Regions from separate parts of the Homo sapiens genome. Here region 1 is linked to region 2. Evidence: chromatin loops called from intact Hi-C (ENCODE). Cell type or tissue: tibial artery. All regions are shown on one strand. Links, peaks and the distances in the headings refer to the core of each region. The heading gives the core; the rest is flanking DNA. Region 1 has its middle 240 kb from the start of HDX. Region 2 has its middle 97 kb from the start of APOOL.

Region 1 (16,233 bases), core at 5,444-13,443, 170 kb after region 2:
AAACCTAGTGTCTGATCTGCATAATTTAGTTCACCTATTTACATTTTGACAACAACTGTATTTCACCAATAATCTTTAAGGTTTTTTTATTTCACAAAGATTAAAGTCACATGAACTAAAAGGTACCACAGCTTTTATCTCCCCTTTAAAAAATATTTGATTCAAGCGCTTGTCTTTTAGACCAATTAATTAGAGCTCTTTTTTTTTTATAGACATCACACAATACATACATAACTACACAGACAGGCAGGAGAAAACACAGCAGCCATAAGATTTTTCATTTGCCAATCTCCTAAGAAGTGGATTATTGGCCACTCGTGCATGCATTAAGAGTGGCAAGACAAAATAGAGAAAAGAGAATTCAGTCAACTAAGAAAAAAACACTTTTTCCAGTAAAAGAAGATACAAGTGGCCAGTTGCTGTGGTTCGAGCCTGTAATCCCAGCACTTTGGGAGGCCAAGCGGGCAGATCACAAGGTCAAGAGATTGAGACCATCCTGGCCAACATGGTGAAACCCTGTCTCTAGTAAAAATACAAAAATTAGCTGGGCATGGTGGTGTGTGCCTGTAGTCCCAGCTATTCGGGAGGGTGAGGCAGGAGAATCGCTTGAACCTGGGAGGCGGAGGCTACAGGGAGCCGAGATCAGGCCACTGCACTCCAGCCTGGCAACAGAGCAAGACTCCGTCTAAAAAAAAAATATATATATATATATAAGAAAAGAAAAACATAAAGGCCTTTTAAATGTACCTATAACTTGGGTATCCACTATCCACTTGCAATTAAGCTGAGTGATCTTTAAGAAAATCCTTTTAACTTCTTTATTACCTGACTTTAGCCATGCCAAGTGGTCAGTATTTCTGGCTTTCAAACTTCACTAAAGGTAACTTCATAGGTGAAACCAACAAGCCTCAATTAAGATTATGATTTAACTGCCATTGTATGAGGTATTTTCAGAGGGGTTAAGCAGTTCTTACAAAATTTAGAAGCTTTAAAAATAACCCAGAGAAAGGAAGATTTAAGGAAAAAAAAAAGCTAGAAGTTGTTCATGGAGAGGAAGAGTGTAAGGTCAGCTGAGAGAAAGGATGAGAGAGACCCAAGGTCAGGCGAGGAAGTTTATTAACCTGACGGCTGCTCCATCACAGACAGAGGAGGCAGCCTTAAGCTTACAAAATGAGGCGTTTATATGTGGTAAGAAAGACCCTGGGGTTGTTTGCTGGTTAATTTTGCCACATATTACTTTGTGACGTTTATTACAGGAGAGTGTCCGTAAAGTTTATGTTTCCCATGACCTCCTCCTGTGCGGTCCAGATGGTTTGTAATTGGGGTTTGTTTATTGCAGCAAGGTCTGATAAGTGAAATCTGTTGGCTTCACCATGGTGCCCAGATAAGGGCTTAGAAATGTAAAGAGGCTTGGGGAAGGGTGGGCATGGAGAAGAGTTTCAATGCCTTAGGGGGAGGGGTGGGAAGCACCAAGAAGCTTTCTTGGGGGCAGTTTGTCCCCAACATTCAAACCTCTTAATAGGTAATAGAAGAGGGGCTCCATTGTCGTCTGGCTGCTTCTTGCTGGGAAGGGGCAACGGTTGTGGGGGAAGGCTAGACAGCAGGGACTGCCGTTTTTGGAGCCGTTGGTATTCCTGGAGCAGCATCATATCTTGTATTGTCCCGTGGATGAAGGCTCTGATAAGGTCCTGTAAAAACTGGGTGAGAAGGCCTAGGAGACAAGGGCCAAATGCTAGAAAAAGAAGAATGGTTACAGCCGGGCCTAGGAGGGGCTTTAGGCATGGAAACCAGGTACTAAAGGACCAGGAGGGCCACGCTGGCCATCAGGGGACATTTTCTTTAATTTTTTGTGCTCGGTCCTTTAGTCTTTTTACAGTATCTTGTATTACGCCAGATTGGTTAAGATAAAAGCAATACTGTTCATCTAGAAAAAGGCAGAGTTCTCCTTTTTTGGCTGTGAATAGGTCTAAGCCTCTGCAGTTTTGAAGAACTACTGCTGCTAAGAATTTATTTGTGATTGGAGAGTTGTAATGGATTTGGCTATCTCTTCCAAGCTATTCGTGAAGTCTTTGGAGAGGGATTGGTAATAGGAAACGGAGGTGGTTAATCCCACAATCCCAGTTCCAACTCCTGTAGTTATTCTGAGGGCTACTAACAGAGGTATGAGTTGTATAGTATGGTGGTGTCAGATAGGGATATTAACTGGGATTAGTAGGGGCTGGTCTCCTGGGGCAACAGTGATTTTTGGACTGAGGAAAAGCAGGGTGCAGGTGCCTGTCCAGTTAGAGGGGAGGGAAATATAAGTTGAGGTATACATAGGAAAAGTATGCCTTGGCTTGGTAGACAGAACTGGTTGTGTATGCTAAAAAGATGTACTATTTTGTTATTCTCAAGCATCCATACTCTTAGGGTCCCAGCTAGGGCTGCTGTTATAAGTGGTTGTTAAAGGGTGTTTGGTTTAAGCTGGGAGGCTTTTTTTTTTTTTTTTTTTTTTTCCCAGTGTAAGAGGAAGCGTTTTCTGTTTACTAAGATTCATGTGGGAGTGTTGTTGGATGTTGGGATGAGACCGTCATGGGTGGTGTGTATAGGGATGGTGTATGGAGAGGGGAGCCAAGAGAAGAGGGATAAATAGGGGAGGTGTCAGCCATTACAGTACTCTGAATTTTTGTTAAGGAGGTGGGAGGTGTCAAGGGCCTTTATGTGGTTTTTGGAGGGCCTGGTCTGACTGTTTGTGGAGGAGATGGCAGATGGGGGAAAGTGTTTGGAGGTATTCCCCTGATTGAGAATTAGAAGGAGGCCTATTTTGTAAGAGGAAAGGGCGTCTATACATTAATTTAAATGGGCTGAGGAAAGAGAGTGCCTTTGGGCTGGCTCTGATGCAGGCTAGAGCTACGGGTAGGAGGAAAGTCCAGGGCCTCTGGAGTTCTAGAGTGAGTTTGGTCAACTGAGTTTTAAGGATTCCATTTGCCCTATTGACTTTTCCTGATGATTGGGGTCGATATGGGATATGAAGGTGTCACTGGACGCCGAGGGACTGGGAGACCTGTTGGGTGATTTGGGAGATAAACCCAGGGCCATTGTCTGATCGAATGGAGTGAGGGAGACTAAACCTAGGGATGATTTTTGTGATAAGGATCTGGGATACTACTGTGGCTTTTTTTGAAGAGGTAGGAAATACCTCCACCCACCCAGAGAAGGTGTTTGTAAGAGTGAGAAGGAATTTTGTTTTTTTGACAGGAGGCATGTGGCTGAAGTATATTTGCCACTCTTCTCCTGGGAGTGCTCCTCTTAGCTGGTGTGTAGGAATAGATGGGGAGTGGAGGGCTCTTTGAAAGGAGGTGACAGAGTATATATGACAGTTTGAAGTTATGTTTTTTAGTGAGGTGAATAGGTGAGGGGAGAAGAAATATGGGCAGAAGAGGAGATACAGGGGACATGCACCAGCACGGAAGGATTGGTGGAGAGATGTCAGGATTTTGTCGGTTTGGAGCTGGGGAAGGACTAGCTTCTGGTCCTTAACTATCCTGTCCCCCTGGAGGAAGGTTCCTTGTTGTAGTAATAAAGCCTTTTCAGTGGGAGAGTATTGAGCTTGGATTGCAGGGGTAATGAGGAGGAGGGAGGCAGGAGTGGAAGAAAGGGAGGCCTTTTTTGCTGCCTCATTGGCCTTTCTGTTCCCTCTTCAGATTCCCTTTCTGTTCCCTCCTGAGATTCTGTTCTCTGCTGCCTTGTTGGCCTTTCTGTTCCCTCTTGAGATTAATCTGTTCCCTCAAAGGCCTTTCTGTCTCTGTTTGATGTCCCCGACAGTGTATAACTCCTGCCTCAGTTGGGAGATGTGCAGCCTGAAGGAGTTGGTAAATAAGGGGCCGTTAGTGATAGGCGTCCCTTTGGCAGTGAGGAATCCCCTCTCTTGCCAGATGATGGTGTGAGAATGAAGAATGTGATATGCATATTTGGAGTCTGTGTAAATGTTGATCCATTTGCCTTTAGAAAGGGTTAGGACTCTGGTGAGAGCTATGAGTTCTGCTTTTTGAGAGGAGGTTCCTGGAGGTAGGGGCTTAGCTTCAATTACTTGGTCAAGGGAAACAACCTCTTACCTAGCAATTTTGGGAGAGCCAGTGGGCCCAGAAGAGGAGGCATCTATAAATAGTTGGTCATTGGGGTCGGTGAGAGGCTCAGAGGAAATGCTTGGAAAGTGTGGCTGCAGGTGATCTAGGATGTCAGTGCAAGAATGAGTAGGAGGGGAAGGGGATACGGGGAGTAATGATGCTGGCTTGAGGGGAGCACTTTTGGCAATACTGAATTCGGGATTTTCGATAAAGAGGGCATGGAATGATCGAATCCGGTAAGGAGGAAGGGAGCCTAATGCTCAGGAGAAGAGGAAATCCTGTAGATTATGAGGACTGTAGACAGTGTTATTTTGACTGAATGTTAGTTTCCTGGTTATTTTTGGACCTAAAGTGGCTGCTGTTGCTAGCACTCTAAGACAGGTTGGCCATCCTCTGACTGTGTTGTCTAATTGTTTAGAGAGGTAGGCTACAGGGGCAAAGGAAGGAGGGTCTTCTTTCTGCTGCCCTAAGATACTGAGGGCTATTCCTTGGCTTTCGGCAGTATAGAGAATGAAAGGTTGGGAGATACTAGGTAAGGACAGAGCTGGTGTAGTGACAAGAGCAGTTTGGAGTTCACGGAGCTGGGGAGTATGTTATGTGAGGAGTTTGGGGATTAACTGAGAGGGCCTTTTGCCACTTCATAGAGGGGGTGAGCTAGGAGGGCAAAGTTGGGAATCTATATTCTAAAGAAGCCTGCTAGTCCTAGGAAGGAAAGGACTTCGCTGTTGGAGGAGGGCAGGGCAGATTATTTATCTATTAGTGCCACTTGGGTTTGGGTCATAGCCCGGGCCCCAGGAGAAAGTTGAATTCCTAAGTAGGTCACCATGGAGGTGGAGAGTAGTGTGGATTTTTGAAAGGATGTTTCTGCCTAGGAGTAGAGTTGGACATGAGGGCAGGACTAAGAAAGAGTGAGTGAAGGAAAAGGTGTGCAGGGAACAGAAGAGTGGAGGGGTGGCTCGGGGTTTGGAGACTTGCCCATCAATTCCTACAACAGAGACCTGGGAGGACTTGGTGGGTCCTGAAAAATTAGGTAAAGCAGAGTAGGTTGTCCCAGTATTGAAAAAAAAAAACATACTGGCCTACCTGCCACCATCAGGGTTACCCTTGGCTCGGATGAAGAGATGGTAGTTGCCAGGGCGTCCGTTCCAGGGCACCATCAGTCTTCAGTGGCAAGGCCGATGAGATCTGAGTAGGAGGTTTTGGCCAGTTCAGGAAGGGATGGGGGCAGTCCTTGTGGGGGCCACTCACAGTCTGACTTCCAGTGGCGTCCTCCGCAGAGGGGCACAGCCTGGTGGGCTTATCTGGGTTAGGGCATTGTCTGGACTAGTGGCCTTCACTGCCGCACTTGAAACAGGCACCAGGTGGAGGTGGATTGCTAGGAGGCTTCCATGTGGAGCTGCGCCCTGTTGCCTGCAGGGCCCCTGATGGCAGAGGCAAGCGTTTGAAACTCTGCCTGTTTTTGCCTTTCTTTCCTCATCACGATTGTTAAAAGACTTTGAAGGCTAAATTAAGAAGGTCTCGTTGTGGGGTTTGAGGGCTGTCGTCAAGCTTCTGAAGCTTGTGCCGAATATTGGGTGTGGATTGGGAGATAAAATGGGTATTAAGAACAATAGTTCCTTCCTGGGAGGCAGGGTCAATGTGGGTATATTTTTGGAAAGCCTCTGTAAGGCAGAAAAGGAATTGAGCAAGATTTTCATCTGGTTTTGGGAAATTTCTTTAAGATTTTCAAAATTTACAGCCTTATGGGCAGCTTTGTTAATGCCTGCAGTGACGCAAGTAATTATATGGTTATGGGATGCTTGGCTGGAGTTTGTGGGTTGGTACTCCCAGGAAGGCTTTTCCCAGGTAACAGCAGCGGCTTCTACAGGCTTAGTAGGATCTTGCCAATGAAGATCATCAGCTTGTGCCTGTGCTGTGAGCCACACTCTTTTCTTCTCTTCTGGAAGGAGGGTATAAAAGAGGATAATGTAGAGATCATGCCAAGTGAGTTCATTAGATTGGGTAAGATATTTAAATTCTTTGATATAAGTATCGGGATCAGAGGAGAAGGATCTGAGACATTTCTCAATTTGGGAGAGATCGGAGAGGGAAAAAGGGACATGGACATGGATGATCCCCTCGACTCCTGCTACTTCCTGGAGAGGAAGCAAGGGAGCTGGTTGCTGAGCATCTTGGGCCAGAGAGGAGGTGAGGGGTGGAGAGAGAGAGGACTCAGAGTCAGAAGCAGGGTGGTTGGAGAGAGGAGGGGAGAGAGGTAGAGCTGGAGTGGGGACATACGGTGGAGGATCATGATGCTCTGGTGGAGGATCATGATGCTTTCAGGGAAGGGGAAAATTGGCAGGGTCGAAGGAAGAGCAGTCTTCAGCTGGGGCTGTGGGGAGGGGGGCAGGAGGCAAGTCAGGTTTGGAGTGGGTGAAGAGGATTTGGAAAGTAGAACAGGACTGACAGAGGGAAGAGTGATTACAGAGAGTGAAGAAAGCCTGAACATAAGGAATCTCAGACCATTTCCCATTTCGATGGCAAAAGTTGTTTGTCTTTAAGTACATTGAAAAAGATAAACCTCTTAGAATGGATTTCTGAATGGAGGCTGAGAGCATGGAGATTGCGGAGGAGACACCCAGGGGGGTGGTCTTGGAAGGGGTAGATTGAGAGGCTCCTATAGTGAATGGAGGAGGGGAGGGTAGGGGAAGAAGAGACTGTTGATGACAAGGACGGTGGGAGAGGGCGTCCCCTTTCCCATGGAACTTCTCCAGAATAAAGGAGGTAACCACCGAGTCAGGCATCCCTGAAATGGAGGAACTGGAGGCTCAGAGATGGGAGGAAGCCCTTGGCCCAGCGCTGGGTCTTTTGGAAGTGGAGAGATGGATGGTCAAGGGTTCTGGGGAATGGCAACAGTCTCTTTTCACTCACCCTGGTGGAGGCTTTGATGGTGGATGAGGTTGCCAGCAATGGGAGAGTCTAGGAGATTCTCTGGGTCTTTGGCAGGTTTGGGAAAGAGGAGATTGGCCGGGAGAGGGGTGATAGGGGAGGGAGGGGAAGAGAGAGAGAGAGAGAGAGAGAGAGAGAGAGTGAGTCCCAGCCAGAATCTATTGCCTTCCCGGGTTTCGGCACCAGAATATAAGGTCAGCCGAGAGAAAGGATGAGAGAGGGACCCAAGGTCAGGCGAGGAAGTTTATTAACCTGACAGCTGCTCCATCACAGAGGAGGCAGCTCTGAGCATACAAAATGAGGGGTTTACATGAGGGAAGAAAGACCCTGGGATTGTTTGCTGGTTAATTTTGCCACATATTACCTTGTGACATTTATTACAGAAGGGTGTAGGTAAAGTTTGTTTATGTTTCCCACAATCTCCCCCTGTGTGGTCCAGATGGTTTGTAATTGGGGTTTTGTTTATTGCAGCAAGGTCTGATAAGTGAAGTCTGCTGGCTTCACCATGGTGCCTAGATAAGGGCTTAGAAAAGTAAAGAGCCTTGGGGGAAGGATGGGCACGGAGAAGAGTTGCAGAGCATTAGGGGGAGGGGTGGGCAGCACCAAGAAGCTTTCTTGGGGGCAGTTTGTCCCTAACAAAGAGAATCAGAAAATGGCAAAAGTCACATAGATATTAACTTGAAAATACTCATTCCCTAAGCCAGGATTGAATCTGGCCACCACTGTAAAGTGGCAGAGGCTAAACAAAACATTGTCACATGGTTACAGGTCACGCTCCCAAGGATGTAAAACAAGATGGAGGCCTGGAGCAAAGTTTGCTACTGACCATACAGAAAGTCATGCAAAGCACACCAGATTGGCTACAGCTTAAGACCAACCCCACAAATCCTTTTTCATAATTAAAACTTTACAGATAACATAAACTGTGATCCTTATCATTCCTGGCTTAGTGAAACATCTTCTAAAAGGAAAAAAAAAAACCCTCTCACTTAAAAGTTAACAGCTGACAGGGTAGAGAAAAGGATAAAAAGGTTTAAAGTGCAGGGTCGGAAATATGCCTGGGGGAAGAACCTTATTCTTATACAAATGTGTTCCTCCAACAGGGAGAGAAACTTAATTGATTTCTACCGTTGGGCACCCTTGGATCATGGGCCATGCACCCCAGCCCTGGCCTGGAGGGAGTCGGGGAGCTGCTATTGACTAATCCATCCCATGTTCACCTAAACCCGTTAGGGTAGGGTTGTGCACCATTTACCCTCAGAAGAAGTCTGAGAACAAAAAGTCTTAGAAGCAAAAGGAAAAACAGTTTTTTGGTTCACATCTGACTCACCCCTCCTTAAGCCCCACGTCTGGATGCCAAAAATGTTGCAGAACTTTCTTTTTAGTTCTGCTACAACTGGGTTCTTGTCATACGACCAAGAAAGATTATGCTCATGGACACATATAAGGGTGAAGAGCAGAATTTATTGGGTGAAAAGGAAAAAGGAAAAACAACTCTCAGCAAAGCGAGAGGGAGTCCTGCCAACAGGCTCCCACTCACAGATTGAACACCAGGCCAACACACAGGAACTGAAGAGGCCAGCCTCCTCCCCCGCTGCACAAGGCATGAATTCCTGTGGCTCCATCCCCTTCCCCCAGTGAGCAGGTGGGCATTATTCACAGAGAATCAGTCAGGAAAGAGTAGGCTTCATTTGGGACCAGCAGTCTGGTTTTTCAGGCTTCAGGCTATTTTAGGCTTGATGGTGGGGTTTCATTAGGGACCCTTGGCTGTCTCCTGTCTCTATCAGTTGCAGTTCACAACAATGTACTAACAGCCTGACTTCCTTCACCTTTCTTCTGGTAATCACATTAAATATAGACACTTTATTGTTAAATGCTGCTGTTCCAATAAATGTATTAATCTTTTCTAGGCAGATCATCAGATTAATGATTAGGATCAAAAGGGTGAAAGATTATGTGAGACTATTTTGAAAAATTATGATTTTTGTCCTGCTGAACTCTTGAACATAACTTCTTTCTCATTAAGTTGTATAAAAAACATTTTTCTATAAAAATGTTTATGTCTCTTTTGCATACAACATATCATGACAAAGGTCTGGGTAAATGTGGGGGATTATTGAATATGAAATATAAATATCAATGAGTGGAACACACTGATGTAACAGCAGAGAAAAAACAAACCCTGACAACTGAGGAGGCATGGGTATCAGGGAGAGCATTACTGATCTTTGCTTTTCAAAAATGTTCTTGGAAGCTTTCCTCTCTTCCTGAAGACTGCCAATGCTGGCTTTCCAAGCTTCTATGAGCCCTTTGAAGTAAAATTGACTCCTGAGCCTAAGATTATACCTGACAATGCTGATTATGAGACAGTAGGGGGTGGCCTTAGCTCCTGCACTTTCCACAAAAACACTTCCCAGTGTCCTGAGTAGGATAAACTGGTGTCATTGGCAAGCAAAACTGTTTGGAACAGTCTTTAGGCAATCCTTCTGAAACCAAGGACTAAACTGAATTAATTGGACTAGACTGAAAATGTTAGAGCAAAGGTCCCCCATGGTGATTTTGTCCTGATGAATTCACTGGGGATCCTTTAACCTGTATTGCCTGAATGTATGTTCAGTTTGGGGTGTGTTTCTAAGGGTAACATGTGTGCCTTCTGGGATTGTACTTCTTATGTGTGTATCCTGTCTATTATGACACTGCTTCAACCTGCAAGGCTTTCAGGTCAGCCTGCAAGGCTTACAAGTTAGCCAGAGTTAGTCTGTGTCTCAATTGTTGCATAGAGCCAGAAATAAAGGTTAATGTGGGAACTTGAGGGCACAATCCAACTTTCTAAGGTAGACCTTTCTGGCTAATGGCTTTTGTTTTTACTGGCTAAATTAAGAAAACCTGAAGGGCATAAACTGAGACCAATACTGCAGTTTGGTATCATTATGCTGTGTGGGGTCCTCCTACTACTAATTTTCGTGTAAAGATGCCTTGACTAAGGGCCAGTGGGGTGGACTGTGCACAAAAGAGTTAACATAGACATTCTCAGAGTTCTGTACTTAGAAAGGTCTTGCAAGATGGACCCTTGGCTGCTGTCTAGAAACTCAGATTTGGGAAAAATTCCCAACATTCCCGAAACTCATAAGAGTGGCTCACTGTACCTAACCTGTTTATACAAATGAAGTGGTTTATGTTAAACATCTGCTTTCCTTCTGAAAGTCTATGATTTTGGTATATGCTAGGCAGAAGGTATTTGCATTGCCAGCCTCCAGTAAAAACCCTGGTAATTGCGGATATTGAATTCTGGAATGACAGTGTGAGGAGCTACATGGACCTACTCTCCAGTGAATCCTGTAAAAATTATTTTTAAAAATCAACTATTTAATGTCTCTGAAAATGGTCCTAAGAGCATAAAACAAATGAAGAAACATATTCAGAAAATCTACCAAAATTCATTGAGGAAAGACAGTCTATGGTATTTGATATAAGAGTTCTCCTTTATCCCTCCCTCCTAATTCAGGAAGATGGAGGAAACTACATTGTAGACAGACATGGTGTTGCAGTCTTCCTGCTCCTTAGCTCAGCTAGGTCTGAGTTCTTGTCCCATAATCAGGAAGAATCAGGCACATTGACATTGGAGAGTGAGTAGGGCAGCGTAGAATTTATTAAGCAAAAGGAAAGCTCTCAGAAAACAGAGGGATCCTGAAGGCAGGTTATCATTTCACAGTTGAATATAAAGTCATTTATATAAAAGCTGATGGGGCTGGGTTTCTTATTTGCTTAAGGTGTAAATTCCTGGTGGCTCTACCCCATCCTTCCAGTGCACATGTGGGCCTTTAGCCTGAGTCACTCCATATTGATTTATTTTCTTTACTGCACATGTGTCAAGGGATGGAATTTTCCACTTCTGGCATGTTTAGGTAAGTCTCCTGCATAACTTCCCTTATCTGTGTAACTGTGGACATGTTTAGGCAAGCCCCCTGTGCAAGTTTCCTTATCTGCACAAAACATCTAGTGTAAGCACTTGCGGTATGTGTGGATTAGGCAATGACCTGGGTGGGTCGGAGGTTCTCTCAGGACCCTTCCTTTACCGTCTGCCTAAAGCAAGCTGGCTAACTCCTCTCAATAGCTAAGAGCACAGGGTTTCCTTTCCCCAGAGCTCTCAGTTAGGGGACTTCTTTCTCTGGAGTAGCAGGACATCAGTACTTCTTATCCTGCCCCCAGCTCCATGTTGCTGAGGCTAAGTGTTGGGAGAGTATGGCCAAAAGTTGAGGCTCATTTTCTCTTGCCAGTCCCCACTCATGGAATGGAGGCTCTAAATTGGATATGGTAATGCTTAGAATACTGAGGCCCCAATTACCTTTTCTCCAGCTCATAAGGCAGTGGTCCCATGACAGGAGAAGTGAGTCAAGGAGACCTAAGTCTATCCCCACATTCACTGAGCGCTCAGCTCCTAGAGCAGGAGTATTGCTCAAAGACAAGTGTGTCATTGTCTCCAACCCCAGCTCCAGATCTGTCTCAGAGATTTTGCCTGGTGGAAGAAGCAGGCCATAAAACAGATAGATCCTTTTCTCTTCCCAAATAAACTTACTTTATTTGCAATAGTGAAGTTCAAAACTAAGGATGCTGCTATGGTTTGAATGTGTCCCTTCCAAAATTTATATTAAAACTTAATCCCTAATATAACATTAATAAGAGGTAAGACCTTTAGGAAGTAATTAGGCCATGAAAATTCTCCCCTCATAGATGAGATTAGTGACCTTATACAAGGGCTGGAGGCAACTAGTAAGGCACCATTTTTGTCCTTCTGCCTTCTGCCATGTGAGGACACAGTGCTCATCCTCTCCAGAGGATATATCTTTGTTCTCCTTTCTTATCTCAGATTCTCTAAATGACATAAACTTGTATAAAATAATAATTATAGCAATGTATTAATGGGTTTTTAACATTAAGACAATATATACATATATAAAAAACACTAATACCATAAAGGAGAAAAACATAATACAGTGCTATAGAAGTAACATTTCTATATCTCATTGGAATTAAGTTGCCATAAATCTGAAGATCATTCTGATAAGTTAAAATGTGCATAGTAAGCTGTAGGGCAACTACTAAGGAAATAAAAATAAATTACAAAAAGGTTATGATAAATAATGAAATGTTTCATTAGAAAACATTCACTTAATGCAAAGGAAAGCAGTAAAGAAGAAATAGAGGATGAAAAAAGACATGAAACAAATTGGAAATAAAAAAGTAAAATGGCATACTTAAATCTTACTGTAACAGTAATAACATTAAATGTGGATGGATTAAACAATCCAGTCAAAAGCAGAGATTGTCAGATGGGATAATAAAATAAGAGTCACCTATATGCCACCTAGACAATTCACAGTATAGATTTCAAAATACAAAATGATTGAATGTAAAAGGATGAAAAAATATAAATCATACAAACAGCAGCCACAGAAAGTTTAAGTGACTGTGCTAATATTAAACACAGAGGACTTTAAAACACACACATTTTCTAATGGTAAAACATTGAACCCACCATGGGGATAGTACAATTATAAGTATACATATATTTAATAAGAAAGTACTGAAATACATGAATCAAAACTTGACAGAAATGAACAGAGAGAGTTGGGCATTTTGATACCCCATATTCAATAATGGATATAACAATTAGATGAAAGATCAAAAAATAAATAGAAAACCAGTTAGACTTAAGAGACACCAATAAAACACTCCGCTAAACAACAAATAAATTATTGTTAAATCTACATGGAACATTCTCCAGTATAGTCTATATGACAGAGCATAAGAAACAAATATATTTAAAAAGGTTAAAAATGTAAGCTATGTTCTCCAACTAGAATGGAAAGAAACAAGAAATCAATAGGGGAAGAAAAATGGAAAATCTACAAATATGTGGAAATTAAAAAACACACTCTTAAACAACCAAGAGTCAAAGACAAGTTAAAAGAAAAATTTTCAAATATTTTGAGACAAAAGAAGGTGAAAATACAGCATACAAAAATCTATGGGATGCAGCAAAAATGGTGATCGGAGGAAAATGTATAGTTGTTGATACATTATATAGAAAGAAAGATTTCAAATCAATAACATCACCTTATACCTCAAAGAATTAGGAAAAGAACAAGTTAAATTCAAAGCTAGAAGATGGAAGAAATAATAAAGATTAGGGGAGAGAAAATTGAAGAGAGAATGAAAAAAAAAATAGAGAGGATCTATGAAACCAAAAGTTTCCTCTTTGAAAAGATCAACGAAATTGGCAAGTCTTTAGCTAGACTGACTAGGAAAAGAGAGAAGACTCAAATTACTAAAAATAGAAATGAAAATGGGGCATTACTATAGTGCTTACAGAAATAAAAAGGATTATAGAAAAACATTATGAACACTTGTGCACTAACGAACTAGACAATGTAGATGAAATGAACAAATTGCTAGAAAGAAACTATCAAAACTTGCTCAAGAAGAAATAGAGAATTTGAACAGACCTATAATTGAAGAGGTTGAGTCAGTAATCAAGAACATCCAGGCTGGGTGTGGTGGCTCACACCTGTAATCCCAGCACTTTGGGAGGCTAAGGTGGGTGGATCACTTGAGTCCAGGTGTTGGAGACCAGCCTGGGCAAAATGGAAAAATCTCATCTCTACAAAAAAAATATAAAAAAAATAGCTAGGTGTGGTGGTATACACCTGTAGTCCAAGCTACTTAGGTGGGTGAAGTGAGAGGATTGCTTGAGGCTGGGAGGCAGAGGTTGCAGTGAGCCAAGATCATGACATTGCACTCCAGCCTGGGTGACAGAGTGAGACCCTGTCTCAAAAAAAAAAAAAAAAAAAAGGAGAGCACAGGACCAGATGATTTCAATAGTGAAGTCTAACAAACATTAAAAGAAGAATTAACACCAATTCTTCTCATGAAATATAAGAGAACACTTTCTAATATATACTATGAAGTCAGAATTACTCTGATTCCAAAGCCACATAAAGATATCGCAATAAAAGAATAGACCAGTATCTCTTATGAAAACAGATGCAAAAATCCTCAACACAATACTAGCAAACTTAATTCAGCAACATATTAAGAGGATTATACATCATGACTGGGATTTATCCCCAAAATGCAAGGTTTGTTTAACATGCAAAAATCAATTAATGTAATACACTATATTAATAGAATAAAAAACAAAACCACAAGGTCATATCAATACATGTGGAAAAAAATCTGATGACATTCTACACTCTTTTATGATAAAGACACTTAACAAACTAGAAACAGAACACTCTCTGATAAAAGAAGACTATAAAAACTCACAACATAAATCATGTTTAATGGTGAAATACTGGATGTTTTTCCCCTAAGAAATGAAACAATGATGGCTACTTTCTCATTTCTATTCAACATTGTAATGGAACTTCTAACCAGAGAAATTAGGGAAAGAAAAGAAATAAAAAACATGTAAATTGGAAAGAAAAAAGCAACTTTATTTGCAAATGATATATTATTGTATTCAGAAAATCATAATGAATCTACTAAAAATTATTAGTACTAATATATAATTTTGTCAAAGCTCAAGATACAAGATCAATGTTCAAAAATCAATTGCATTTGTATATGCATGCAATAGAGAATCAAAAAATTATATTAAGAAAACAATTCCATTTAGAATAGCATCAGAAAGAATAAAATGATTTGAGTCAAATTTAACAAGGGAAGTTTAAATTTACTCTAAAAATTTCAAGACATTGTGGAAAGAAATTTTAAAAGATCTAGAATTTTTTTTTTTTTTGGCAGATTAGAGGCTTTTGTTGTTCCTTAGCCACTTGGAAATAGCAAGATAATGTCAGAGGCGATTAACCAGAGCAACTCCATCTTGAGTAGGGGCTGGGGGAAATGAGGCTGAAACCTACTGGGCTGCATTCTCAGATGGTTAAGGCATTCTAAGTCACAGGATGAGATAGGAGATCGGCACAAGATACAGGTCATAAAGACCTTGTTGATAAAACACGTTGCAGTAAAGAAGCTGGCCAAAACCCACCAAAACCAAGATGGCTACGAGAGTGACCACTGGTCATCCTCACTGTTACAGTCCCACCAGCGCCATGACAGTTTACAAATGCCATGGCAACTTCAGGAATTTACCCTTTATGGTCTAAAACGGGGAGGCATAAAAAATCCACCCATTGTTTAGCATATAATCAAGAAATAAATAACCATAAAAATGGGCAACCAGCAGCCCTTGTGGCTGCTCTATGGAACAGTCATTCTTTTATTCCTTTATTTCTTAATAAACTTGCTTTCACTTTACAGATTCACCCTGAATTCTTTCTTGTGCAAGATCCAAGAACCCAGTCTTGGGGTTTGTATCTGGACCCCTTTCCGGTAACAATAGTGCATAAAGATCTATTCTGAGAGCTTTAATTCAAGATGGAAAAATGGAAATCCACCTGAGTCATGAAGGACACCCCAGAACCTGGGGGAGAGTACATCAGCAAACAGCTTTCTTGATGTCATCTGGCTGATTAAAAGAATTTGGTGCAGGGGAATCCTCTCTGCTCCACACCAGGCAGATCTCCATGCATTTGGAGTACCTGCTTACCTGGATCAGCATTCTGACATTCCCCACTCTTCCTGTGCAGAGACCCTGGTGCATAAAGGCTCTCTCTGCTTTATGCCCAGGCATATCTCCAGGCATTCAGAGCATCCACTCATCTAGCTGAGCAGTCTCAGCTGCCCCACTCTTCCTGGACATAGATTTGGTGCTGTGAGGCCCTCTGCTACACACTCAGGCAGATGAGCACCTGCTTGCCTTGTTCAGCCGCCTGAGTTTCCCCACACCTCTTGTGTAGAGATCCAGGCATGTGATCACCCAATCTCATGGATTAGGAGTTTAGGCCACCTCTTAATCTCATGCAGAGAACTTGTCATTGAGGATGTTTCCTAACTTCACACCTAGGTACACCTCAGTGCTGCCCACTAAATTCTCCTTCAGAAGAGGTTCTTGTGTCGGCCACTGGGGGACCTGTAGGCAGATCTGCCTAGTCTGGCCCCACTCCTTGTGGCCACAAACCCCCTGGGGCTGAGCAGGAAGCTAAGACCTCTGTATATTCCCTAAATAAGCTCAATGCCCAAGGCAACAGAGAGCATCTGCCAGTAAACAAAGATCAAGTATACAGCCCGCCATGTA
Region 2 (16,233 bases), core at 3,236-11,235:
ATGCTTAACTTTGTTTCCTCAACTCAGGGAGTCTGCCTTGTTCCACCTAGGTTCTCCTTCCCTTTTCTGTGTGCTGAAAAATATAAGTAGGCGTAATGATCCAACTCCTTTATTTCCAGATTCTCTGGGACTACTGTCCTTCATTGATTGATCTTCAATGTCTTGAAAATCCTTTTTTTATATATGTTGTTCAGATTTTAAAATATTTTAAGATGGTAAATCATATTTATTATTCTATATTAGTTAGAAGTGAAATTTATATCTATTTGCTTTTTATATAGAAATCAAGCAAAAATATCTTTGAAATTGTTCATATTGCTTTAGTTACAGATATAATACTTGTGGAGATAGGATGTAAAATGAGATCAAAATAGGCTAAACTTGAAAAGTTTCTATATAAATATAGGAACTGAAATTTTAAACTCACTAGAAAGTCAAGTTGTTGAGGTTCATAAGGATTACAGTTGAATGAGGCCTACTTAAGAAATATAAATACATACAGATAAACTTTGAATAGATATGTGCATTTAAATAAATTGGACAACATATTGATAGAGACCAATATAAATATTTTTGGTTCTAAGACAGACATACTTAGTGTATCAAAGATTTTATTTAATTCTGAAACATAAATTTTAGTGGCTGTGCATTCATGTTTTTCTTTAGACAAATATCTATGGTGTTTATTTTGTGATTTTGTACCTTGAGGTACTCTGTCTCCTTAACTTTGGCACTCTGTTTTATATTCTAGTTAGTAGGTGAAGCAAATACTTTAATTTTAAACTATTGTGCTCTACCATATCTGGCTTTTTATTTTATTGCCCAGAATATTTATAATCCTGTATTAAAAACCAAAAATCAAAGAAGATTCTATTATCTTCCACTTTCTTTCTTATAAACCTGTAAGAAGAATTTTCTGAGTTGTTTTTAGGGTATCTCACTGGCCAAACAAACTTTGCTCACAGGTGAAAGTAGCTTGTATCTGGAGTTCCGTATCTTTCTATTTTCTATTTTACTGAGAGGAAAATGATGATTGACTTTTCAAACAGACACAAAGGGCGTGCATACTTTCTGTAATGACTGAACTGGGCTGCTACAATTGCTGAGTCTTTATAAGTAAAGCTATACAGAAGATCAAGTACTTCTGATTTGATTATACAACATAATTCTGTTGCTCTCTTTTCATGCAACATTTACTTAGATTTGTGAGATAAATAACAAAGTTTCTTCAGACATCCTAACCATTAACATATGAACATGACAATCCATGTTGTTATATGTGTGGATCTCTTTTCTCTTCCATATAGCTAATGGAATTAAAACACAAACAAACCTACAACCCTGTCAACTCTATGCAGAGCATTGATTCTTCAGTTTAAGAGTAAATGGCCTTGTATAAATATGTTGATAAGAGAAATAATTTTGGATTACATAAGGTATAAAGTAAAAAACAATATTTTGCCAAAATATTATGCATCGCTTTATTAAGAAATACTTTTATACATAGAGTGGAGAATCAGGGTTATACAAAGTCTTAACTATTCTAATAGATATTTCCAGATCTGGGGCACAAAATTGAATTCAATCAGTGTCTCAGATTTCACATTTATTAAAATAAAGAGGAGCATAGTCTTTGAAAAGTTTTATCTGAATATATGTTAAATTTTCTTTAAGAGAAAATTATATTGTATGTAATTTAAAATTAAAGTAAAATCAAATTTACTTTATGAGCATTTTCCTATTAGATATTATTTCATAACCACTTAGATCATAGAAACTGCATTTAGATGACATTTTAGTCATAATCTTTTAAACTTACTATAGTTTTATTTATCAATTATTACTGTTTTCAAATTATTCAATATCCTTCACTCACTTTCAAAAGAAAAAACAGCATGTAACATCATGTAACACAAACCAATCTATTCTCAATGATTTTATTTTCATTTCTAGTTGTATATTTATAATCAATTATGATATTTCTATGTAGACAAAGATTTATTTTAGTTAAAACAATTATATATTCCTCTTCTTTCATTTTTCTAATAAAATCATCACCAGACATGCAACTTTTTCAGAGAAAAAGAATGACAGACTATAGCTACCTGTTTCTAACTAGATGATACCTGATAAATTTTTAAATTACATAAAATTACTGGAAAAGGGTAATAAGAAATGTTTTAGGTCTTCATTTATATTTTAATATAATAACTTAAATATTTCAAGTTCAACCAACAAAGGTTTATCATAGAAAAATTCTAACATTTCTCTGATTAAAAAATAATGTTGATGGAGAGAACAAAGCAGACATCAAGATTCTTTGAATCTATCATAGTTTTGCTACTGCTTTGCTGACTATGGAATGCATTCCCTTAGGGTTTGCTGACAATTTGAAAGTTAAGAAGGAGGTATCTCTATGAAAAGTCTGGGCTAAATCACTTTTGCTTTAAAACATTCACACTGTTTTGATGTTATTTAATACAAACAGTCAAATGTCTCAGGCTTAGTGTATTATTTACTTTGTGTGTAATGACATATTTCAACCTTGCCTGCATACCTACCTATCCTCAGTTATTTATTCATTTTCACAACCTAATTCCCCATATATGTCTTTGATCTCATCCTCTCTTTCCTCATTTGCTTCCTCAGCCATTTCTTTTAGTGACGTATCTTTCATCTCGTCCTTTTTAAATTGATTCTTTCCTTTTAGGATATAAACACATTTCATATATTTTTCTTTATTTAAAACAATACTCTACCTTTAATCTTGATTTTTCTCCCAGATGCCAAACAATCTTCCTACTACACTTCTTGACAGAATAGAAAACATTTATTGTTTCTATGTCAGGATATTCTTCAGAGTCTTTCCAGGGGACTTTTAGCTACACTTATCACTATGCCCTTTTCTGGGAATAATCTGACAGCCTCTCTGATATTGTCAGATTTTTTTCTTTTTATAATGAGTTATTACTTAAGTGTTGTCAAGACAGAAATTATTTTTTTTCTCAAGACAGAATGTTGTTGTGCTTGGGTCTCAGAGGCATAAATTATAGCCACTAGCAATGTGACAGGATTAAATTCAGCATGATTAAAATTGAGAGTGGGCTGAATAAACTCACTAAGGGAAGAACAACCCTTCCTTCTCGCATGTTTACTACAAATGTAAACAACTTCCCTTTTGAAATTATAGATAATTTATTTTTCTTCTCATTTAGCTTAAACATGAATGTAATAGCCTGTTATAGTCAAAGGTTCATTGATGACATTAGTCAACACACTTTAAAATCTGTAGGATGTAGTTTAAAATATCAATAATGTATTGTTTTCCCTAATTGGAATTAATGCCTTATAGGGCATATTTTACTCACATGGGGTATTTTTGTTACAAAAGGAGAACTCCATCTATCGACTTCCATAGGGATCATGCTTAATATACAAGCAGATCAAGCATGATCTATTTGAAAGAATGATAAGCTTTAAACTAACTTGTGGCACTGTGCTGTAGTCAGCTTATAGACCGTAGAATAATCAAGATAAGCAAGAAACAATTTGTAAGTTTTATTGCACATTCTTTTAAAATTCAAGTAAATGTACATAAAACTAACAAAAAAAATATGTTCAATCATTATGGTAAGCAATATCAGCCTGTACAAAGCAGTTTACCATTCACTTCAATCAAGGCAGTTAGTTTCAATGATTTCCTAATGCTTTCCAACAACACAGAACACTGGTAAATAGAATATCTTCTTGTTCATTCTATAATCTTAAATATCAGTGAAAGCATAGTGGCTATTGATGAATGCTGAGTAGATTCATTGTGTCAGGTTTCAAAGTTATCCCAGTTCTTAGTTTTACATTGAGAAACACAACAAAATGGATATCACACAGCCTTAATTGAAAGTGTTTGGTCCATGGCTGGGCGCGGTGGCTCACGCCTGTAATCTCAGCAGTTTGGGATGCCGAGGCGGATGGATCACGAGGTCAGGAGATAGAGAGCAGCCTGGCCAACATGGTGAAACCCCATCTGTACTAAAAATACAAAAAATTAGCCTGGCGTGGTGGCACGCGCCTGTAGTCCCAGCTACTCGGGAGGCTGAGGCAGGAGAATTGCTTGAACCCAGGAGGCGGAGGTTGCAGTGAGCCGAGATCGCACCACTGCAATCCAGCTTGGGTGACAGAGTGAGACTCTGCCTCAAAAAAAAAAAAAAAAAAAAAAATTGTTTGGTCCTTAGGATAAGGCACATTTTATAAAAGAAAATTTTAAGTTTTGGGAAATGGGCAATTACTTATTTTTCTTCTCATTTAGATTAAACATGAACATAAGAACCTGTTATAGTCAAAGTTTCATTGATGACATTAGTCAACACATATTCTTACCTCTACAAATATTCTTATCTCTGAAGCAAACACCTTATATACAGCTAAATTGTATGTGTAACAACAACCCCTGATTTAGAAAGTTCAACAGCTTTTGCTCCTTAAGAACAAAGTACTGCGTGTTGTCTGTGCTTATAGATCTCTGCTATAGAATCCTAGGAACATATTAAATAATGATGCTATAGTGTTAGTGCAATTCTGCTCACCTTTATGGACATTCTTTCAGTTTACTTTGCAGGATCTACTCAGCCATTAAATGTTGGTTTTCTGCAGGGTCTTCTTATCACTTTTAAACTCTTTCCTTAGGCCAGTGGTTCTCAGAGACCTGGGATCACCAGCGTGGTCATTACCCAGGAGCTTGTTAGATAGGTGAATTCTCAGCCCGCACACTAGACTTACTGAGTCAGAAACTTCAGGAATGGGCCCCAGCAATCTGTGTTTTAATAATCCCTCCAGTTTATTTTGATGGATGTTCATGTTTGAGAACCACTGTCCTAGCTGTTCTCACCTATCTATGCCTATGGCTTCAAACACCATTTCAATGCAGATAACTCACAAATTATCTCCAGTTTAGTCCTCTTCTCTGAGCTCCAGGCTAAGAGGAAACTATGTGAAACTCCCTAGGATGTCTCACAGATACCTCTAACTCTACACGTCCACAGACCAAACTCTTAGTCTCGTCCTTAAAATTCTGGTCCTCTTCCAGTGTTCCATATCTCATTGAAAATTACAATGAAATCCATCTTGTTATATAAGCCAGAAGCCTAGAAGTCATCCTTGACACATTATCTCCCTCAATTCCTGTAGCCAAGTTGTTGATTTTACTTCCTAAAGGTATCTTGTATATATCCACTTGTTTTGTTTCATTCCCACCATTCTAGCCTCTAACAGGCTCTTATGTACGTGCTTAATCCAAATGAGAAGAAAAATAAATAAGTGCCCATTTCCCACAACTTAAAATTTTCTTTTCTAAAATGTGCCTTATCCTAAGGACCAAACACTTTCAATTAAGGCTGTGTGATATCCATTAAAAACAGCATAAAACACAAAAAGATTTATATAGAACAAAACAATATCATTAATACTGTAAAAGGCTATCTTATGTGCAAATGTACAATTAAACAATAATGTCCTTAACAATCTTGCTTCTCGTATATTGGGTCACTACATGAACACTTTCTCCCATAATTTACCTAGATCTGGAATTTTTTTTAAAAAAAGTTTGCTGCATCAACAACAGCTGACCTTTATTACTCATTAATTTTCTTCTTATGCAATCTCTGCCAGTAAGTCAACATTTGATGCACAATATCCATTATCCTTGGTATGATTCTGTTTGAGTATACTACTACTGAAACTAAAATAGTCAAACTCAAGTAAGGATATGCCCTGCTCAGACTTCAAGTCTTTTGTTTTTACTCTGTATTTAAATCAAATTCAGTGAATGTTCTTTCTCTATATATCAATGTTTCAACATTTTTCATAGTCAGATCCTTCAATGTGTCAGTGTTCCTGTTCCCTAATTTTAAGTATTTTAAAGCCACTATATTTCTGTGCTGTTGTTGTTTTTTATAGTAAGTATAAATCTACTGCAATTGACAAAAGGTTTATCCAAACACAATTCTTATTAAAATTAAGAAATTCAGCAATTGAGTGATAATCCAGCAGTGGAAATTCAAAGTTACTCTTATAGCTTAAGGCACTTAGGTTGTTTCCAAAAGGCAAAGGGAATTATGATGTTAAAAAATAAATAATTCAACATAGTCTAGGTTAAAAGTGTAGGTTATACCTAAAAAGGAATTGAAGTCGAACATAATAGCAGCAACAATAAAAAATGGGGATATTCCTCATTGTTTGTGCAAGTAGTAAACTAAAAATATACCATGATCCTTGCAATAAATGTATTCACAAGAGATGCGTGTCATTCCTATTTGTTTCTAAATCATATATTCTCACTGAAAAATGGTTACCTTATAGGCAAAGTATCATTAGTCTAAAAAAATCTCACTACTTTAAAAAAAGTCAGTTATTAAGTAAAGGTTACTTTGTAATGTGATTATTTTATAATGTGAGTTATCAATTATTAATTTATCTGCTTTAAAATTGAAATTTTCAGTCTGTTAAGTATTTATACATTAGAAAACATTATAAACTTGAATAGAAATATTTCTTCTCTGCAATTCCATAATATTGGTATCACAGAATCAGCAATAGTATCTTTATATAATCTAGCAGAATAACCCACTTAGTCTACTAGGATAGTCAATGTAAATTATGTAGTTCATTTTCCTTATATAGACTTAAATTTAGTCTAATAGGGCAAAATATCCCTTAAGAAGGGTAATAAATAATCTGACTCCACTTTAGATATTTGATTGCTGATAGTTTTCAAGCTCTACCCTCCTCCCTCTCCCTCATATGCTAGAAACTTAATCCCAGCCTCAGCTCCTAAATATTAGAAAAACTAAGCTTTTTTTTTTTTTTTTTTTTTTTTTTTTTGAGACAGAGTCTCACTCTGTCACCCAGGCTGGAGTGCAGTGGTGCAATCATGGCTTACTGAAGCTTCGACCTCCTGGGCTCAAGCGATCCTCCTACCTCAGCCTACCAAGTAGCTGGGACCACAGATGCCTGCCACCATGCCCTACTAATTTTTTAGTTTTTTATGCAGACAGGTTTTCCTTATGTTGTGCAGACTGGTCTTGAACTCCTGGGGTCAAGAGATCCTCCTGTCTGAGCCTCCCGAAGTGCTGGGATTACAGGCCTGAGCCACCACACCCTGACCTCAAGTTATTTTTGGATCGGCAGGAATGCCTGTCTTGCTCTCCCCGGAAAGCATCATTATGCAAATAATAAACATTTTCATAGTGTCCTGGTGTGTATGTGGTGTCTTGACCTCTTAACCAAAGTTGAGGTTGAGGGTGGGGGATTCATTCCACCTCTGTGGCGTGACCAACATATGAAACACTGATTAAAAAGGAAAGGTATAGTTCTGAGCAAAATAAAGAAATATAGTACTGACAATGATTCACCAAGTCCTGTATTAATTTGGTTTCTGTTTTCCAAAACCAAAATATAGGTAAATATTAGAAAGAAAATAATCTTATGGTGTCCACTAGATGGCAGGGGCCAACTTTTATTCCTAGGAATTTCCATTCTAGAATACCCAAAGTTTTCAGTCCAGGGAGCTATCTGTTAACAATATACATGAATTTGAGGGTAAATTGTTAGAGATGTGATTAATACGACTGTTTATTCTTTTTACCATTTAGTGAATTACCCCTAGTGTCAAATGACCTGGGCTTTTGAGTAGCTAAATCTCTTCCACTTTGAAAATAAGAATGGGTTTCTTTTGCCCTTCCTCATCTCCTTCACTGGTAGATAAATCACTCCTCCACATCACGGGACAAATGTAAAAGTTACAAGCTCTTTCAGGGCAATATCTTACACACAGGTAAGTACTGTCTAGACATACTCTCTAGTCCACATTAATGAAAAATTATGCAATCTTATAGTTGGAAAGCTACTTAAAAAAAGCAATTTGTTTCTACTTCTTACTTCAGGCTTGAATACTTAAGCCTCCAGGACACAGTTTAAGATATTAAAAGGTGGAAACTATATCACTTTCCTCAATAGCCAATTCTGGTCATATATTTTATTTTATAGATAATTCAAGCTCTCCAGCTTCAACTTAAACACGTATTTTTGCAATTTTATTTTTAATTTTCAACTGCCTTTTTGTATAATTTTTTAAAAATACTAAGTTGTAATAATTATGTAACTCTACCACTAAAACACACTGATTTATTTAACTTTTCTTCATGGAATCTATTTTTATATCCCTGTGATTAGGATTTATTTCTCTTCCCTGAATCATCCCAAGTTTCATTTCATCTGTTCTGAAGCTATATAAACTATATGCTATGACTTATATGTAATGTATATCATATATTATTGTATTTCTTATATATTATATATAATTATATATTATATACTAAGATATATAATAGTAAGAATATAACCTAATAGAGAAAGTATGACATCTAGTAACTTATAGATACTTATCTCTTCAATATCTCCTAGTACTATACTGGTATTCTCCAAACATCTTAATTTTAGCACTTATATAATAAACTAAATGGATGACTTTGGCTTCCAAAGCTTTTTTCTGCTATTTTGATGGTGGTAGATTTTTTCCAAGTTCTTCGACTGAGTTTCTTCAAAATTTGTTACAACCATTAACATAATTTATCATACATATTCTAGAATATTAGCCCAGAGCAGAAGCAGAAGTCATTCTATTTCTTTTTGATCCATTGCCTGATTTCCTATAGGTCCTTGGTTGTAGAACTAAGTTAATGTATGTGGTTTTATTAAGTCAACAAAAGGGAAAAGAACAATTTGATGCTGATTGATTCTTCTCCCAAGCTTGCTGATGATTTTATGCACACATTCTTTAATTATAGGAATCTGGCTATAGGATGGGCAGCATATCATTTGAAGAACATTGTAAATTAGTAGGTATTGTAATATAGTAAGTTAGAAAAAGACTTGATAAAAATATATAAATCCTATGACTCTTCCCCCAAAGAAAGGTAACTGGTAATTTTAATATTTTGCAGATAAAATGAAGAAAGGTGAAAAATGAACTAAAGTGGTAAGCTAATTTGAAAGTAATAGAACTATTGTGTTAATCTTATAGAATCTATTATTCATAAATTCCAGTCACAGCATAATGCTGGAACACCGGTATTCTGGACAAACTATTTGAAAATTTAAAATTATATATGTACCTTACATTATATTTCTATTGTACAGTGCTGATCTGGACTTTGAACTTAAGGATGTATTTGTTGGTTTCTTCTGCAACATGGAGCCAAGTCAATTTGGAATTCAGGTGGATATATAAAATCATCTCAGCCTTGATATTCTACAAAAGAAATGGAAAAGGGAAAGAAAAAAAGGATGTAAAGAAAAAACTGAATAGAGTGTGTTAGCCATTGAAATGAAGAGCCAAGAGCCAGGTCACCAGAGTGATAATGAACAACAGTTTTGTAGACTGTTTATTAAAGAAAGAATGCAGTTTGCTTACCATGCATTTGAGATATTAGGTTGGTGAAAAAGTAATGGCAAAAACCACTATTACTTTTGCATCAACCTAATATTAATAGCTTTCTGCAAAGTGAATGGACCATGAATTTAGTAAACCAGCTATGGTAACAGCATACTCTTAAGTTAATGACTACACAGAATTACTTCAAAATACACAAATAGTTCTCAACATCAATAGGGCATGAACAGAAGAAATACATACATGTAGATACATACAGAAGAAAAAATATATCCCAAAAGGCCAGAAAAGGGTGGTGATAGTAACATTTAACGTATTTCTAAACCTTAAGTTTCCTAATATAGGATGGTTATTACATACATCAATTATTTTTATTTTGAAAACTCTTTAAAAATATCTAAAAATGAAGTTGCCAAGCATGAAATTGTTTAGCATATGGGCATCACAGAGCAGTATTTGAAATGTGGTCTTTTTAATATACCATTTTCTCTCCCTCTCTCTGGTATTACAAGCAACCCATAATTTTTCTAAGAAATTGTCATGAAATGGCAAAAGGTTGGACATCACTCAACTTATTTATAGAGGTTACTAAGATCTGGTTGTTATAATTATACCAATGCTTACCAAGTCACTTATTCTTTTTGAGTCACAATTTCTTCAAGAATAAAAAAGGGGAACCAACTATTGATATGCTGTGATGTTTGTAACATGCATTACAATTCCCAAGGGAAAGATTCTATTAAAGTTATATAAAAATATAAACCTAGCAATCACTGAATTAAAAAATCAAAATCTCATACATTTAATAATAATCTGACAAAAGGCCACATGGAAAAAAATGCTCACAAAGCCGATCCATTAAAAAAGGCACTGGAACTTTGATTTAGCTTGTATTAAGATAATTAATTGTAAGAATGTTCTGTCAGTGAAATGAAAACATGGTGAATACAATTTAGTATTTTTTCTGTTTAATTTGGAAAAGAATAAGATGAATGATATTCATCAGGTTATTAATACAATATAAAATGATTTGATATTTCATAACTGGTCTTAAAAATTTTCACATTTGAAATAGAAGATTTTTCACATTGGTTGGAGAAGAGGGAATAGAATAATATGATGAGGAGTGATATTTACTGATGACTTATTATGTGATAGACGCTATGCAAAGGTAATTTACATGCATTAATTCATTGAATCATCACAACTGTTCATTAATTTAGTTAATATCAATTGAGCAACATACATTGTGCCACATATTGAGGCATGTGAACTGTTGGGGTTAGAAGTTCTGGGAACAGAGAGGTAGTACTTGTGAAAGCAGAAGACAGACATTGGTACAAGAGTCACAAAACAAAAGTAAAATTACGAGTGTGCTAAATGCTGTGAAGTAGAGGTACATAATGCTATGAGAGCTAATAAGTGATCAAGTTGGTGGGCAGGGAGGGATTAGGGAAGGCTTTCCTAAAAGAATCATATATTAAAGTGAGCTCTCAAGGAAGACTAGGAGTTACCCAGGTCATGGAGTATTATAGGAAAAATGGAAAACATATGCAGAGGTTCTGTAGGTGGATGGAACTTAACACATTAGAGAAACTAAAAGAAGGCCAACATGGCTGGAATGTAAAAACCACAGTGGTGCATGGTATAAGATGTGACTCGAGAGGTATAGAATCCATGCAATGCCTGGTAATTCTTTTTACGGATTTTTTTTAGTCTAAAAATAATGAAAAGTTATTGATAGCTTTAAATAAAGGGGATGGATGGAAAAGTGGAGTGAGGAGAAGGAGTGGTGATATGATCACATTTATATTTTAAGAAAATGTTTCTCTGATTAGAATGGTAGAACAGATTAGAGGGGGGCCAAAGTGAACATGGGGAGACAGGTCAGAGGCTATTGAAAGGGTTCAGGCTGGGCACAGTGGCTCAGGCCTGTAATTTTAGTGCTTTGGGAGGTGGAGCTGGAAAGACAGCTTGAGGCCAGGAGTTTGAGACCAGTCTGGGCAACAGAGTGAGACTCCATCTCAAAAAACAAACAAAAAACATTAGATCTCATGAAAACTCACTATCATAAGAACAGTATGGGGGAAACCACCCCTATGATTTAGTTATCTCCACCAGGTCCCACCCTTGACACTTGGTGATTATGACAATGCAAGATGAGATTTTGGATGGAGACACAGCCAAACCATACCATTTATATAATATAGTGATCCAGGTATATTTCTCTTTTCCAAATTTTTTGAAAGTTACCCAAAACTATCCATTGAATAATCCATCTTTGCCCCATTGATATGACAAACCCACAGCCAATATCATACTGAATGGGCAAAACCTGGAAGCATCCCCTTTGAAAACTGGCACAAGAGAGGGATGCCCTCTCTCACCACTCCTATTCAACATAGTGTTGGAAGTTCTGGCCAGGGCAATCAGGCAGGAGGAGGAAATAAAGGGTATTCAATTAGGAAAAGAGGAAGTCAAATTGTCCCTGTTTGCAGATGACATGATTGTATATTTAGAAAACCCCATCGTCTCAGCCCAAAGTCCCCTTAAGCTGATAAGCAACTTCAACAAAGTCACAGGATACAAAATCAATGTGCAAAAATCACAAGCATTCTTATACACCAATAACAGACAAACAGAGAGCCAAATCATGAGTGAACTCCCATTCACAATTGCTACAAAGAGAATAAAATACCTAGGAATCCAACTTACAAGGGAGGTGAAGGACCTCTTCAAGAACTACAAACCACTACTCAATGAAATAAAAGAGGATACAAACAAATGGAAGAACATTCCATGCTCATGGATAGGAAGAATCAATATTGTGAAAATGGCTATACTGCCCAAGGTAATTTATAGATTCAATGCCATCCCCATCAAGCTACCAATGACTTTCTTCACAGAATTCGAAAAAACTGCTTAAAGTTCATATGGAACCAAAAAGGAGCCTGCATTGCCAAGACAATCCTAAGCCAAAAGAACGAAGCTGGAGGCATCATGCTACCTGACTTCAAACTATACTACAAGGCTACGGTAACCAAAACAGCATGGTACTGGTACCAAAGCAGAGATATAGACCAACGGAACAGAATAGAGGCCTCAGAAATAACACCACACATCTACAACCATCTGATCTTTGACAAATCTGAGAAAAACAAGCAATGGGGAAAGGATTCCCTATTTAATAAATGGTGCTGGGAAAACTGGCTAGCCATATGTAGAAAGCTGAAACTGGATCCCTTCCTTACACCTTATACAAAAATTAACTCAAGATGGCTTAAAGACTTACATGTTAGACCTAAAACCATAAAAACCCTAGAAGAAAACTTAGGCAATACCATTCAGGACATAGGCATGGGCAAGGACTTCATGTCTAAAACACTAAAAGCAATGGCAACAAAAGCCAAAATTGACAAATGAGATCTAATTCAACTAAAAAGCTTCTGCACAGCAAAAGAAACTACCATCAGAGTGAACAGGCAACCTACAGAATGGGAGAAAATTTTTGCAATCTACTCATCTGACAAAGGGCTAATATCCAGAATCTATAATGAACTCAAACAAATTTACAAGAAAAAAACAAACAACCCCATCAAAAAGTGGGCGAAGGATATGAATAGACACTTTCCAAAAGAAGACATTTATGCAGCCAACAGACACATGAAAAAATGTGCATAATCACTGGCTGTTAGAGAAACGCAAATCAAAACCACAATGAGATACCATCTGATACCAGTTAGAATGGTGATCATTAAAAAGTCAGGAAACAACAGGTGCTGGAGAGGATGTGGAGAAATAGGAACACTTTTACACTGTTGGTGGGACTGTAAACTAGTTCAACCATTGTGGAAGACAGTGTGGCCATTCCTCAAGGATCTAGAACTAGAAATACCATTTGACCCAGCCATCCCATTACTGGATATGTACCCAAAGGATGATAAATCATGCTGCTATAAAGACACATACACACATATGTTTATTGTGGCACTATTCACAATAGCAAAGACTTGGAACCAACCCAAATGTCCGTCAATGATAGACTGGATTAAGAAAATGTGGCACATATACACCACGGAATACTATGCAGCCATAAAAAAGATGAGCTCATGTCCTTTGTAGGGACATGGATGAAGCTGGAAACCATCATTCTCAGCAAACTATCACAAGGACAAAATACCAAACACCACATGTTCTCACTGATAGTTGGGAATTGAACAATGAGAACACTTGGACACAGGAAGGGGAACATCACACACTGGGGCCTGTCATGGGGTGGCAGGATGGGGGAGGGATAGCATTAGGAGATATACCTAATGTAAATGACGAGTTAATGGGTGTAGCACACTAACATGGCACATGTATACATACATAACAAACCTGCACATTGTGCACATTTACCATAGAACTGAAAGTATAATAATAATAATAAAAGAAATATTGCCTTTAGTATATTTTTCACATATTTTTCACATATTTATCCTGTCTCTGGATTTTCTTATTCATTTCACTAGAATACTTATATATTTTTATTTTTGCCAGTATATTAATTATTATACATTTAGAGTATATTTTAGAATTTTTTGGGGTAGATTACCTTCTAATTAAACTTAGTATTTTTATCTGGGATTTCTCTCACAGTTTTTATTCTCCCAGATGAACTTTTAGAGTTAGAGTCAACCTCTGAAAAAATCCCATCAAAATTTTGATTAAAGTAGCATTACATTTAAAGTTAATTTGAAATATTTGAGATTTGTCGTATTTACTATATTGACTGTTCTAAGCCAGAAATGTGGCCATATAACTCAACATTTATCTATCATTTCCTCTATGAAAATTTTACATTTTATTCTCACACATCTTACACATTTTATATTGTTTATTCTTGTGTATTTTATCATTTTTGTTGCAATTTTAGGAAAAAAGTATATTTCCGGGCTATCATTTTATTGTTACATAATGGATGCCACAAATGGTGTAATTCCAACAATTTGTGATCTCATTTTCTATGTGTAGATAGAGAGCCTAAAACTGTACAGCTCTAACTAAAATTTAAATAAGTTATGGTTTAAGCAAAAATAACTGTTATTTGGCACAAATAAACACTTAACTGTTTTTCACTGTAATTCAGTGATAATAGATAGACTTACTTTCCTTCCTGGTACACTTACATTGTGAAGCAACCAGTAGAGAGTTGACTGTTTCACAATAAGCCAGTATATTTTCCATTTAAAAAAGGGGATTCTTCTAGACTGTCTTTTCTTCCAGAGCCATCTCTTGCATTTCCTATGGCCAAGGTAAACAACATTAAGAACATGATTGAAATCAGACGTTGGCTCTTTTATCTCTTCAGAGCATCTCAGTGTAATAGACATGAAAATTTAGTCTCAGCCTCAGAAATAACACCACACACCTGCAACCATCTGATTGTCAACAAACCTGACAAAAACAAGCAATTGGAAAGAATCTCCTATTTAATAAGAGGTGCTGGGAAAACTGGCTAGCCATATGCAGAAAACTGAAACTGGACCCCTTCCTTATACCTTATACAAAAATTAACTCAAGATGAATTAAAGACTTAAATGTAAAAACCAAAACCATAAAAACCCTAGAAGAAAACCTAGGCAACACCATTCAGGACATAGGCATGGGCAAAGACTTCATGACAAAAATGCCAAAAGCAATTGCAACAAAAGCCAAAATTACAAATGGGATCTAATTAAACTAAAGAGCTTCTGCACAGCAAAAGAAACTATCATCAGAGTGAACAGGCAACCTACAGAAAGGGAGAACATTTTTGCAATCTACCCCTCTGAGAAACATCTAATATCCAGAATGTATAAGGAACTTAAACAAATTTACAGGACAAAAAACAAACAACCTCATCAAAAAGTGGGCAAAGGATATGAACAGACACTTCTCCGAAGAAGACATTTACGCAGCCAACAAACATATGAAAAAAAACTCAACATCACTGATCGTTAGTGAAATGCAAATCAAGACCACAATGAGATATCATCTCACGCCAGTCAGAACGGTGATTATTAAAAAGTCAAGAAACAATAGATGCTGGTGAGGCTGTGGAGAAATAGAAACACTTTCACACTGTTAGTGGGAATGTAAATTTGTTCAACCATTGTGGAAGACAGTATGGCAACTCCTCAAGGATCTAGAACCAGAAATACGACTTGACCCAGCAATCCCATATGAAGTATTCTAGTATAAAGACACATGCACACGTGTGTTTTTTGCAGCACCATGTACAATAGCAAAGCCATGGAACCAACCCAAATACCCATCAGTGATAGACTGGATAAAGAAAATTTGGTACATATACACTGTGTAATACTATGCAGCCATAAAAAGGAATGAGATCATGTCCTTTGCAGGGATATGGATTAAGCTGGAAGCCACCATCCTCAGCAAACTAACAGAGGGTCAGAAAACCAAACATCACATGTTCTCACTCATAAGTGAGAGTTGAACATTGAGAACACATGGACACGGGGATGGAAACAACACACACCAGGGCCTCTTTGGGTGGTGGGGGGCAAAGGGAGGGAACTTACAGGACAGGTCAATAGGTGCAGCAAACCACCATGGCACACATATACTTATGTAACAAACCTGCACGTTCTGCACGTGTATCCTGGAATTTAAAGTAAAATTTTTAAAAAAAAAAGAAAGAAAGAAAAACATATTTGAATTCCTTAAATGCATGTATTGCTTTTCCTAGAAATCCCAAGGCAAATTTATTCATAAAATTAGTTATTTTATTTTTAAAATTA

Evidence for each region. A loop is a pair of places that touch in the nucleus more often than their neighbours do. Peaks named below come from ENCODE experiments on the same cell type or tissue, not always from the same donor. Only the 100,000 strongest peaks of a DNase experiment are listed, where the experiment ranks them.
Region 1: it touches region 2 in a loop (6-fold over the local background); 61 of 110 quality-filtered maps call a loop at or near these places.

What each region holds. Positions count from the first base shown.
Region 1 is chrX:84,729,939-84,746,171 of GRCh38, reverse strand. It overlaps the pseudogene TEX16P. Among named protein-coding and RNA genes, the nearest start is that of HDX, 240 kb to the right of the region's middle. In tibial artery, for the core only: no CTCF peak of the experiment used is centred there; no DNase peak of the experiment used is centred there; H3K4me3 peaks cover 285 bases; H3K27ac peaks cover 4,126 bases.
Region 2 is chrX:84,898,802-84,915,034 of GRCh38, reverse strand. No RefSeq gene overlaps it. Among named protein-coding and RNA genes, the nearest start is that of APOOL, 97 kb to the left of the region's middle. In tibial artery, for the core only: a CTCF peak has its summit at 7,521 (motif pointing right); no DNase peak of the experiment used is centred there; H3K27ac peaks cover 1,414 bases.